Linked DNA regions of Mus musculus: region 2 is linked to region 1. The links are chromatin loops, found by intact Hi-C in ENCODE. Cell type or tissue: heart. All regions are shown on one strand. Links, peaks and the distances in the headings refer to the core of each region. The heading gives the core; the rest is flanking DNA.

Region 1 (5,373 bases), core at 249-5,248:
TACTCTGGATGGCAGTTCTAGCCCCATCCCCTCTCTAGCCTCCCCTTCACCAGGGAGAGCCCATCTTAGAAGAAGCCCCACTATAGCCTGCATGGCATACGGCTAGTGAGGAGGTGGGCATACAGAACCTGTGAGGGTGATGGGGTATGGCTGAGCGTTGGTCAGGGACTCTAGGGGAATCGTTTGCTTCACTGGCCATAGCCCAAAGAATATCCTTTGCAGAAACTCCAGAATGCTGCAGGTTCAGTCTGGGGCTTGGGTGTGCTTTAGCTCCTGATCTAGCTCACCCTCCCCAAACAAACTCTAAGGACAGACTGAACTTGGCCTTCCCCTCAGCAGCCCCTCAGCTGGGGCCTCCTGCATGCAAGTTCTCACTGGCCCTCTCAAGTTTGACATCAGCCCTATACTGAGCCCCAGAAGGCAGAGCTGAGATGGCGTTCTCCTGCTGCTGGTGTATGAGGCTTGAGGGGAGGAGGCATTTCTTTACCCAGGGATCAGATGAGTGATTCTACAAGTAGGGCTAATATGGAGCCCGTGGTTGGCTCATGAATTGGTGTGGAGACTAAATGGAGCGGGGGTGAGGGTGGGGGTGGGGGGGCACATTTGTCTTCCCCCCACCTCATGTACCTCTGCAGCTTCCTCTCCTCCCTAACTGCAACCTGGAGTTCTTCCTTAGGCCCTGGAGGGGCTATGTACATCTAGCTGACCTCTCTTGGATTTTCTCTGGTTCAGGTCCAGACACCATGTGTGCCTTCCCGGAGACGGCATTGGGCACGCCAACCATTGTCCTGCCTGAGGCCTCACTAATGGCTTCTTTGCAACTACCCTGCCATTGCCTGATCTGGCTAACATCCCTCTGTCTGGTCTCAGTTTAGGCTGCTTTGGTTTTTCTATATCGTTCACCAGCCACAGGGACCTTCATGCAGTCCCAGAACTGAAGCCCATTCTGTTTGATGCTCTGTGCCCATCAGATGCTGGGAACTCAGGGGAGCAGCATTTGTCTACTAGCTACAGCATGCCATGCTAAGCTGGGTTCTTTCTTGTGAGCTATTTATTTTAATCATCATAGTACCTTGCCTTCATAGACCAAAAGGGTCAAAGAGATGAAAAGTTGACACAAGCATATAGCAGATCGTCAGGGTCTATCCCCGTCCAGGTGTGTGTGCCTTTCTTGCTCTAAAGGACTTTACTTGAAGGAATCTTTGTTGATTCTCAAGTTCAGGTTATGCCATGGCCACCACCACTTAGCTTCTATGCACTCATAAATACTTGAGTTTAACAAACATCTGTTGAGTGTATTCTTTATGCCAGATGTTGGTTGGGAGCATTTGGAGGTAGGGGCAAGCTTGCCAAAGAAAATGTGGGCAGATGTCTCCGTGAGTTCTTCTATCTGCCTCTGGGTCCCAGAATATCTAGTCCAGTTCTGTATTGCTGCCCAAACCAAGCTGAGGAAGGCGGGGCCTGGGTGTAGGATGTGAGGGCTGGGCTATGGGGTGAGGGTGGGTGGGGTGAAGGGAGACCGGGTTTAATGAGGTGACTGCCACTTGTAAATGAAACAGAAGGCGGTGCCGCTTGTGTGAACTTCGACCTCTTCTGTCAGTCTAGCCTTTCATTAAGAGCGGTGGCTCCCTCAGAAGAGACCCACCACAGTCTGGGCTAGAATGCCAGGGCTGGAGTGGAGAGAAAGAGTGTGGGGAGAGAGTATGGGTTAGCAGTTAGTGGACCCTCTGTTGTCCCCCGCAGGATCTTTGGTAGAAAAATGGCTGCTTTGTATTTGAGAGGAGGTATGACCACAAACCTGAAGGCTTCCAAAAACCTAAATTCCCAGGCCTCTTGTCAATAGATTGGGGTTGAATCTTGAAAATTTAATTTTTTGGTTTGCATGAGCATGTAATATGTGTGTATGTGTGTGTGGGAGGTATGGATAAGTGTTCATGGATGTGCCTGCGGAGATCAGAGGTCAGTGTCTGGTGTCTTCCTCTATTGCTCTCCACCTTGTTGACACAGGATCTCTTGTTGGACTTTGAGCTTACCAGTTAGATATACCTCTTCTCAAATCCAAACATAGTAAGTATCCTAGCTCATACTGAGCTGGCGAAAGCTTGGGATCATTGTCTCACCCACCTCTCCAAGCACAGAGATTGAGATTCTCGCTGTCAGGCCAAACTTTTCATGTGGGTGCTGGGGATCTGATCTTAGGTCCCTGTGCATAGGCACCAAGTGCCCTTTACCCACTGAGCCAACTCCCTAGTGCAGGAAAAGTTTCCAAAAGCTCCCAGGAAAATTCTTCAACCAACTATGCTTAGGTCCTAAGGTGAGACCAGTTGGCCTCAGGCTAACCGATAAACAGGGGGTGCAAAAACCCAGACCTTGCCTCCTGAGCATTCTGGTGCCTGACTCTACACCACATGTCCCTATCAGGCCCGCCAAATACCCCTGAGTGATAACAGCTCTATCAGAATTGCAAAATGAGATGGGGAGAAAACAGCTTCCCAAGAGGAAACAGAACTGAGATCTTGAAACGGTTCCACGTGACTCTGGAAGCTCTCCTGCCAAACAGTGTCATAGTTTTCCACCACCACCCTGACACACACACACACACACACACACACACACACACACACACACACACACACACACACACACACACACACTGTGTAGTAGGAGCCATTAGCATCCAGGGATCCAGTGTTTGTGAACCAAGAAATCCTTGTCTCATTCTATTCTAATTGTGGTCCTGGGGCCAGCCATGGATGCTAGGTTTAAAGACAACACTCCATGACTGGAGATGTCTGTGGTGTTCACAATGGTGTGTTAAAATAAAAGAACCCTTGACGTGAGATCAGGCAGCCCCACCTTTGCTGTATACCTCTGCAGAAAAGAGCTCTTTGTTCCCAGTAGTAACTGAGGAAATAGGCTTTGGGAAGGGTTCTTTCTGTACATGGGACAGACAAGACGCTCTGAGAATACAAAGTGATGTCTCTTCCCCTCTGCCTCGAAAGTTCTTGCCTGACCCTCGATGGAGATTTCAGTGAGGTCTGCCTTCTTAGTCCTACTTTTGTGGAGAAGGGTGGCTTCAGGCCACCCACACCCAGAGGTCCAAGCTCTTCAGATTCATCGTCTTGGACAATAAGTTGGCACCTTTAGCTTAGTCGTGCCAGAGCCTCTTAGCTGAACATGGTGGTTCACCTTTAACCTACAACTTGGGAGGCAGAGGCAAGAGGAGCATTGAAAATTCAAGGATAATCTGGTCTGTCTGCATATCAAGTTCCAGGCCATCCAAGGCTACGTACGTAGCAAGACCCTGTTTTGAAAACATAAGAAAAAAAAAAAAACCAAAAACAAAAAACAAAAAAAAAAACCCAAGTCAAAGCAAGGCCACCCACACTTTACCAGGCAGTAAAAATATAAAATAGAGTTTTTCCTTTTCCTTTTTGGGGATTGTATGTTTTAGAGATAAGGTTTTATTCTGTAGCCCAAACTGGTAAGCTTGCTTTGACTCTCTTGCCTTCCTGAGTGTTGGCATTACAGGTGTGTATTACTATGCCTGGCTTACATTATAAAATGTTAAAGATGTGGTTTGTGATCTTTAAGGGGAGAGAGGCCTTATGTGGGGTGGAGGAAAAAGTGTTGAGGATTTAGGCAGGACTTTTCAGCCTCAGGGAGAGAAGGGTAGGGTTTGCCCGGACTATTGAGCAATGTAACCTTAGTCTTTAAACAGAATCACATTGCTTGGTGGAAGCCGGAGGACCCTACTCTCTGAGGATCGTTGATGAGGTGGGAAGTGAGGCCTGGAGAGTTGCACAATCCTTCAGTGCTTACAAGAGAATGAAGCCTGACCCTGAGAAAGGTGAGTCTAGGGATAGCTGAGCACTTGCTCCTGGGCAGCCTTGGTCATTCCCCTTTGGTTGAGGAGACAATGAAATGAGCCATAGACCATGGTACTTTTTGTGAGAGCGAAGGTTGGATTCCTTAAAAGCAGGCCTGTCTGCAGCTAATCAGAACTGTGACCCTACTTTTGGGTCACTCCAACATTGGAGACCAGGGCCCAAGAGCCAGGTGCTTACACTCCCCTTTAATGCTGGAAAGAAAACAGCTATCCATTTCTGGGGTATCCAGCAGTCAGGTTTATGCAGATGTCTTTGGGAGAAGGCTGAGTGGCCGAATGTTGCAGAGGGGAAGGGGCTGGGACCAGGGAGAGCCTGGGGGCTCTAGGTTGTGGTTGAAGCAGCTGTTGGCTAACCCAACTCCATACAGCTGAGACAGGAAATGAATTCTGACCTTGAAGAGGAGGTGAGAGGAAGTCTGCCCATCTCACAGTCAACCAGGAGGGCAGTTCAAAGGGGCTTCCTCAGGGATAGCCCCCAATCTTTCGAGTTCTTCCAGGCCAGCTTGAAAGCAGGGATTTTCTATTTGTGGTTAGACTCTCCAGAAAATGTGAGGAAAGCCACAGGGCTAAAAAGAAAAACAAACAAACAAAACCCTACACAAATTCTCTCATACGGTGCTTTTACTGGGTTCAGGGCCCCAAGTTAATTACTGCTATCCTAGGAAGGTAAGCCTGCCCCACTTCTCTTTCTTCTTCCTTTGAAAAAAGCTTGTGGATGTTAGCATATCCACAGATTTCTGCAACTATCACCTTGAACCTTCCCATTTTCTTCAGGTATTTTTTTTTTAGCCTATTTTAGACACTTTATACAAACAGAATTGTCTGCTCTCATGTCTTAGCTGTTGCATGATGTTTTCCAAGCCCGTCCATGTCGTAGCACCTGTAAGAATTTACTTCATGTCTTTTGAATAGTCCCCATCGAATGGTTTTGTCTGAATTTTAGTCATTCATTTGAGAAAGACAAATGAGCAGATGTTGGAAAGGTTCTACTTTGGGGCCTTTGTGAATAACACTGCTTTGAACACTGGTGGACAACTTTTTTCCTGTGGAGCGAGGCTCTCATGTCTTGGGTATAAGCCACATGATAAGTCGGCTTTGCCTTTGGAAAACTGCCTGGTTGTTCCAGAGAAGCTGCACCATTTTATATACTTGCCAGCAAGTTTATGCCAGCTCTATTTTTTACACACATTTGTACAAACACCACGCCTAGTCCTCTTCCTCTCCGCCCTCCTTTTAGACACTCTTGCAGAATGAAGTGCTATTTTGTTGTAGATTTAATTTGAATTTGCATGGTTGCCAGTGATGCTGAAAATATTTGGGTGTGCTTACTGGCCATGTGCTCGTCCTCTGGAGAAATGTCCGTGTGATCCTTAACCCATTTCTGAATTGCATCATTTATCTTTTTCTTACTGGGTTATAAGAATTCTTTATGTGGAAGTTCCACAGATACACGAATTGCAACATTTCCCCCATTATGTTGCTTA
Region 2 (5,373 bases), core at 102-5,101, 71 kb after region 1:
TTTCTCCCAGGGTCTCTACTGTTTGAACCAATTACATATCATCTCAAACTCACCTATTTATGTAACGGTTCAAATGTCTAGCATCTCATTTTGGTTGTCCCTTCAGAATGAATGGTTCTTTGAAGAGAGTGTCATTCTGCAGGTCCATGGGCTGCTAGAACAAGCCTGGGTCTGGGGCCTGACTCGGCACCCGAGGTGCGGGGTTGTCACACCTCCCTGGAAGAAGGGGACAGCCTTCTTTCATATAGCTTGAAGTGGAGCCTGTTTGAGATGGTGGCTGGGAGGATTAGGGACTGTGTGGAGGGCAGGGAGCAGGCTCCGCATCCAGCTAAGAACATGAGCAAGGGTGTTTTAGTGTGTGTGAGTAAGCGCTCAGGGGCACTGTTTATTTATTCTAGGAGAGGTTGCTAAGTTGGAGGTGTTTGCCAACAGAACACAGCCTGAGTGCCGTTTGTTTACTTAGAGGAGTGCAGAGAAGGACTTAGGGAGAGGCAAGTATAGGCTGTGGCTGTCTTGGAAGCCACATGCATGAAAGTTGCTGGGGGGCCACTCTCAGTGTTTGGTCCTGAGGATCTATAGAGCCCCCGTTAGGGTGGAGTCTCTGATTCCCTTTCTACCCTCTCTGTTTCAGAGATTCCTCACCCATGGTGGGTGGAATTGCTTAGTCTCTGCAGGTGGCTGCTCTCTTCCCTCCTGGAGGACTGTCTGGCTACTTAGTTTCTTTGGTTTCCACTCACTCACTCACTCACTCACTCGGTGCCTTCCAGTCAACAAGTTACTCAGCCTCACTGGACCTCCACCTCCCGTTCCCTAACTACAGACAGAGGTTGCTTTAATGTTTCCTTGGCTACACAGTTTCAAGACAACTCAGAGAGAGTGGGATGAGGCTCAGTGGGAGAGCTTTGCCTGCAGTGCCTAAGATCCTAGGTTTAACTTTCAGTACTGGAGGGAAGAAGGGGGAAAAAGAATGACTAGAGGGAGATATCAGCTCCTTTGCACCCCAATGGGACCTGTCAGCACAGATCCAGCTGTCATCCCAGTCCCCTGCCAGTCCAGGCCCCAAAGCACTTCCGCCCCTTGGCTCAGACTCAGCCTTTCTAATTGGTGATCTGGTTTTGTTTTTGTAAGCCTGAAGCCGCTGTTTCTGTAATGTCTCTCCCAGGTTATAGATCAGCTGTATTCCCTGTCTCCAGGTGAGACTCTCCCAACTCTGTTTAATTCCAGCCACAGGCCCAGGGCTGGGACAAGCTGAGTTTCAAAGTCAGTCCTTCTCGGTTGGGTGGCCCAGGGACTCCCCAAAGGTCTCTATCTCCCACCCCCCTTCCCTAAGGCCCCAGCAAACCGCCTGCAAGTCTCTAAGGGAGCTCTGGCTCCCAGACACAGGCTGGCTGGCAGCCAAGGGTGGTGTTCTGGCTCCAGTACCAGCCAGATGGGGTGGCAGGAGGGCTCTGTTAATCCCCCAGGAGAAAGCTCCTTGGCACACAGAGAAAAAAAAAAAAAACAGGGCTGCCAGCACTGTGCCCCAACCCTAGAGCCATGGAACATACCCCAAAGTCTTCCAGGCAGGCTTTCTACCTTTACTGTTCAGGGAGCATGGATTAGGGTCACAGCTGGGCACACAGAGGTAGCGAAGGGAGACTGAGTTCCTCTTCTCAGGTTAAGACTCTTATGTTAGTTGTTGTCTTTTCTTGTTTCTCTCAGAACTAGAGGATTATGAAGCCAGGGAGAGACGACCAGCATTTTGACCCCTATAGGCTGGTGACTTCTCAGGCTTGGGGAAAGAACTGGGGTTGCTGAACTCAAGGCTACCAACTCCTTCTTCTCCCCCACCCCCCAATGCCATCATCTATCTGCCCATGAGGGACACATGTGTGCATACACATCTACACAGCCAGCCTTCCACCACTGAGGCTGCATCTTTTGGTGCCATACAGAAGTAGATGGAATGCTGGAAAAATCACCCTAAGGCCAAAGAGAATCTGTGGAAAAACTGGAGAGGAGAGTAAAAGCAGATCTAGAGAAGGCAGCCAGCTAGGGAGGAGGTGTTCCACTCGCCCAGCAGACCTCCCGCTGTCCTCATTGGAGCCAGGGATACTGAGGGGCTCAGGCCCAGCCTTGGCCTGTGTTCTCCTCTGCATGCCTCCCTGGCATGTCACTTGCCAGGGGCTGCCAGATCCTACTTCTCTAGGGGTCTTACTCTAGTTCCAGGGCTGGTAAATATGATTCCTGACCCCAAGCCAATCCCTCCCCGTGCTTGGCTGTTACCAGTGTGAGAAGCATCAAGGATTGAGCCGTTTCTTTCTTTCTTTTTTCTTTTATCTGCCCTTCTTATTCCTGCCTGCGTTGCCTTCACCATCATCCATCACAGCATGGTACCAACGAATGGCTTTGAAGTTTGATGAGTGGGGTGGATTTCGCCCTTCCCAACAGCCAAAAAAAAAGCAAAATCAGCTCTGGGTCAGCAGCAGCTCTATATTCCTGGTGCCATGAACGTTATTAGGGCCTCAAGGGTTATTTAAGGGTCTCTTCGATGCACGGGTCTGTGCAAGAGTTAAGGTGGTCGTTTATTACCCAGAGAGGGTTGGCAGTGAAATTCCACGGATACAACTGCCGTACCATGTCTCCTCAGGTCATGACACAGTTCTGATCTTCTGTAGGGGAATGCTCCAAGCCAGGCAAGGTCCTCCACATCCAGGTGGATCATTCCCAAACCCATTTTTATCACGGATCATTTCACAGAAACTTTCCGCCATGGGAACTCACAGCTGAAGCGTGTTGTTTAGAGCGGAAAATTTGGGTGTAATAGCATTAGTGAGTCCAGTCTCCTCACATGAACCTTTGCCTGCGACATCTCCTTGCTCCCTTGGCCTGTCCACTCCTCTCTGCCTGAGTCACAACAACAGTCAACAAGTTGGACACACAGCTTCTTGATGTGCCAAGTGCTCCCACGTGCACCGTGGCATTCACTCCTTTGGAGAGCCTTGCCAGACGTGTAATTGTTAGCTCCACCCATCAGAGGCCAGAACTGAGGATTCAGGAGGCCACAGGGCCAGATCAGGGAGCCAGGCGTCAGGACCTCTAACTTGAACTCTTATATTCTCTCTGTGGAATCTGCCAAGAGGAATGTGAGCACTCTGAGTAGTCTAGCAGGCAGGAAGGGCTTGATGGAACAGGCTTCTAACTGGGCTCTTAATGGGGACCTTGTGGGGGCCAGGAGCTGGTAGGGCACCCTTTTGAGAATCACTCTCCCCTGAAATGCTTTCTGATTTTCAGGTATAAGGAGTCACCCCTCCGGATACATGCTAGGCCTAAGTTTCTCCGTTTTTACTTTTTCTCACCTGCCTAGTTCTTCTCTCCATTTTGCACTTCCTCCCGCTGGACACTCATATCGTTGCTATGCATCTGGGGACAGGGGGTACTGGCTCTCCTCCGTGGCCTTGCTGTAGCTCTGGCTTTTGCTGTAGACCATGAAGACCCCAGGGGAAGTTTCCCATGACGCTGTTCCCTTCTCCTCAGACTGGCTGTGTGACATCAATCAAGAATCCAGATCCTTCCTGGCTCTGTGCCGCAGAACAAAGCATCCAGGTGCCCAAATCTAGACTCAGTGATGCAGAGAGGAAGAAACAGAATATATACCTCCACATCCTGCACAGACTCAGCCACACGCCCTTGGGGGTCCCTGAGAATTTTGATCTGTGGCCTTTAACTCTCCAGACCCAGCCTCTCAGAGAAAGTCCTTGTATGAAAGCCAAGTTTATCCCCCAAATGTGATGGATACACGGGAGGGGGTGGGGCAGGGGGAAGTTTTATCCAAAACACATGTTATTTCCACTATTCTAGTTATCTTGGATATTTCCTGCATGTTTATCACCATGGCAACTGACTCAGCACGAGACCTTGTTTGCTGGGCCCTGGGGTCCGGCTTGGCGGCCATGTGGTGTCAATTTGGGCCTCTCAGTGCATTTTGGTCTCTGTGTCTGTCTTCCCAGGTTTAGGTCATTCTGTCTCTCCCTTTTTGTCTTTGACTCTGTCTTTTCCCCTAACCTTTCTCTGGCTCTCTCCCTTTTCTACTTTCAGAAACTAGCTGCTTCTGGGTGATATGTGTCATGGGTAGAGCGAGTGCCCTGTTCTTTCTGTCTGAACTCCTCCCTTGACTAAGCCTTTGATTAAGCCTGCCCAGGACACTAGAAGGCTGCTTGTAGAGGAAGGACTTTGTTCAGCTAGCCATGCTACCTTGGGGTGAGGAGCTGAAGGCCTCAGGGAAAGGTGGGCTAGGGACTTGTGTGAAGCATTCACGAGGGTATGGACACCACATCTTGCTTTGCTGGTGGGTGGATGGGGATCTGCCGCTCAGTGACTTTGACATGGGCATGAAGTCAAGAAAGAGGCTCAGACTCAGGGAAGTGAAGAGGGCCAGGCCAGGTCCTGAAGGGCTTAGGTCTGTAGGCACTCTGGTCTGCCCTGGGGACTGCATCATTCTCAGTCCTATCTCAGGGGACACAGGGGTAATGCAGCTCTGTGACAAAGGGGTATGGCAGCTCAGTGACACAGGGGTATGGCAGCTCTGTGACAGTCAGATGGCAGTGTCCCTCCACGAAGCACCAGGCATCAGCAAAGGTGTTGACAATAACAGCATGTGAGGGAGCTGGGCCAGCAGTCTGGAGAAGGCACTGTGCGCAGACAGAATATAAACAGGCTGCTTCGTGGGAGGTGAGGATCGCTGCTGGCTCTCTCTGCTCCAGGTCTCATCTCTCTTCTTGCCTCAAGCCAGGACTGGACAGCTCTTGCCAGCCATATTCTACCAAGTTCCTGGCATCCAGACCCACTGGGGAGGCCTGCTTTGACCACCTTTCCAGTTTCCACATTGTTCTTTGCCAGTCTTATCCTAACTCCCTGAACAAGGTAGGCCTGGGAATCACCATTAAGGCTGGCGACCCACATAGGGAAGCAGCTAAGAAAGGGGCTGAGATAAAAGAGTATCCAGAACTCACATCAGGGCACACGCTGTCCTCCTCAGCGCCTGTAGTCTCAACTTAAGGCATGGTGAGAGCTGGGGTATGAAGTGAAAAGCTGGCCTAGGCAGCCCCTGGGTGGACCTGAGAACAGTGTTCTATGCCCCTGGCCAGCATATTGATCTGCCTTTGAAACAGAACCGTTTCAAGGCGGTCCACCCTAATGGACAGAACAGAATAGGAGCAAGATAGGAAGAGCAGTTGCAAAATGGATCATGGGGCCAAATAATAGGGTACAGAGACTCTATGGACTCTGGGGACCATAGGGACCAAGAGAGAGGACTGTTGAGAATTAGGTGGAGTGTGAGGGGGATACAGGCACACTGGAAGGTGTTCCTGAATGTCTGTGTATCCTCAAATT

The links. A loop is a pair of places that touch in the nucleus more often than their neighbours do. Peaks named below come from ENCODE experiments on the same cell type or tissue, not always from the same donor. Only the 100,000 strongest peaks of a DNase experiment are listed, where the experiment ranks them.
Region 2: it touches region 1 in a loop (2.8-fold over the local background); 1 of 42 quality-filtered maps calls a loop at or near these places.

What each region holds. Positions count from the first base shown.
Region 1 is chr9:35,288,616-35,293,988 of GRCm38, forward strand. The region is part of intron 2 of Gm33838 (a long non-coding RNA gene); the gene reads right to left. Among named protein-coding and RNA genes, the nearest start is that of 4933422A05Rik, 10 kb to the left of the region's middle. In heart, for the core only: no CTCF peak of the experiment used is centred there; DNase peaks (open chromatin) are centred at 2,436 and 5,026.
Region 2 is chr9:35,359,508-35,364,880 of GRCm38, forward strand. No RefSeq gene overlaps it. Among named protein-coding and RNA genes, the nearest start is that of Gm33974, 44 kb to the left of the region's middle. In heart, for the core only: no CTCF peak of the experiment used is centred there; DNase peaks (open chromatin) are centred at 1,064, 1,394, 2,124, 3,004 and 1 weaker place; H3K27ac peaks cover 2,324 bases.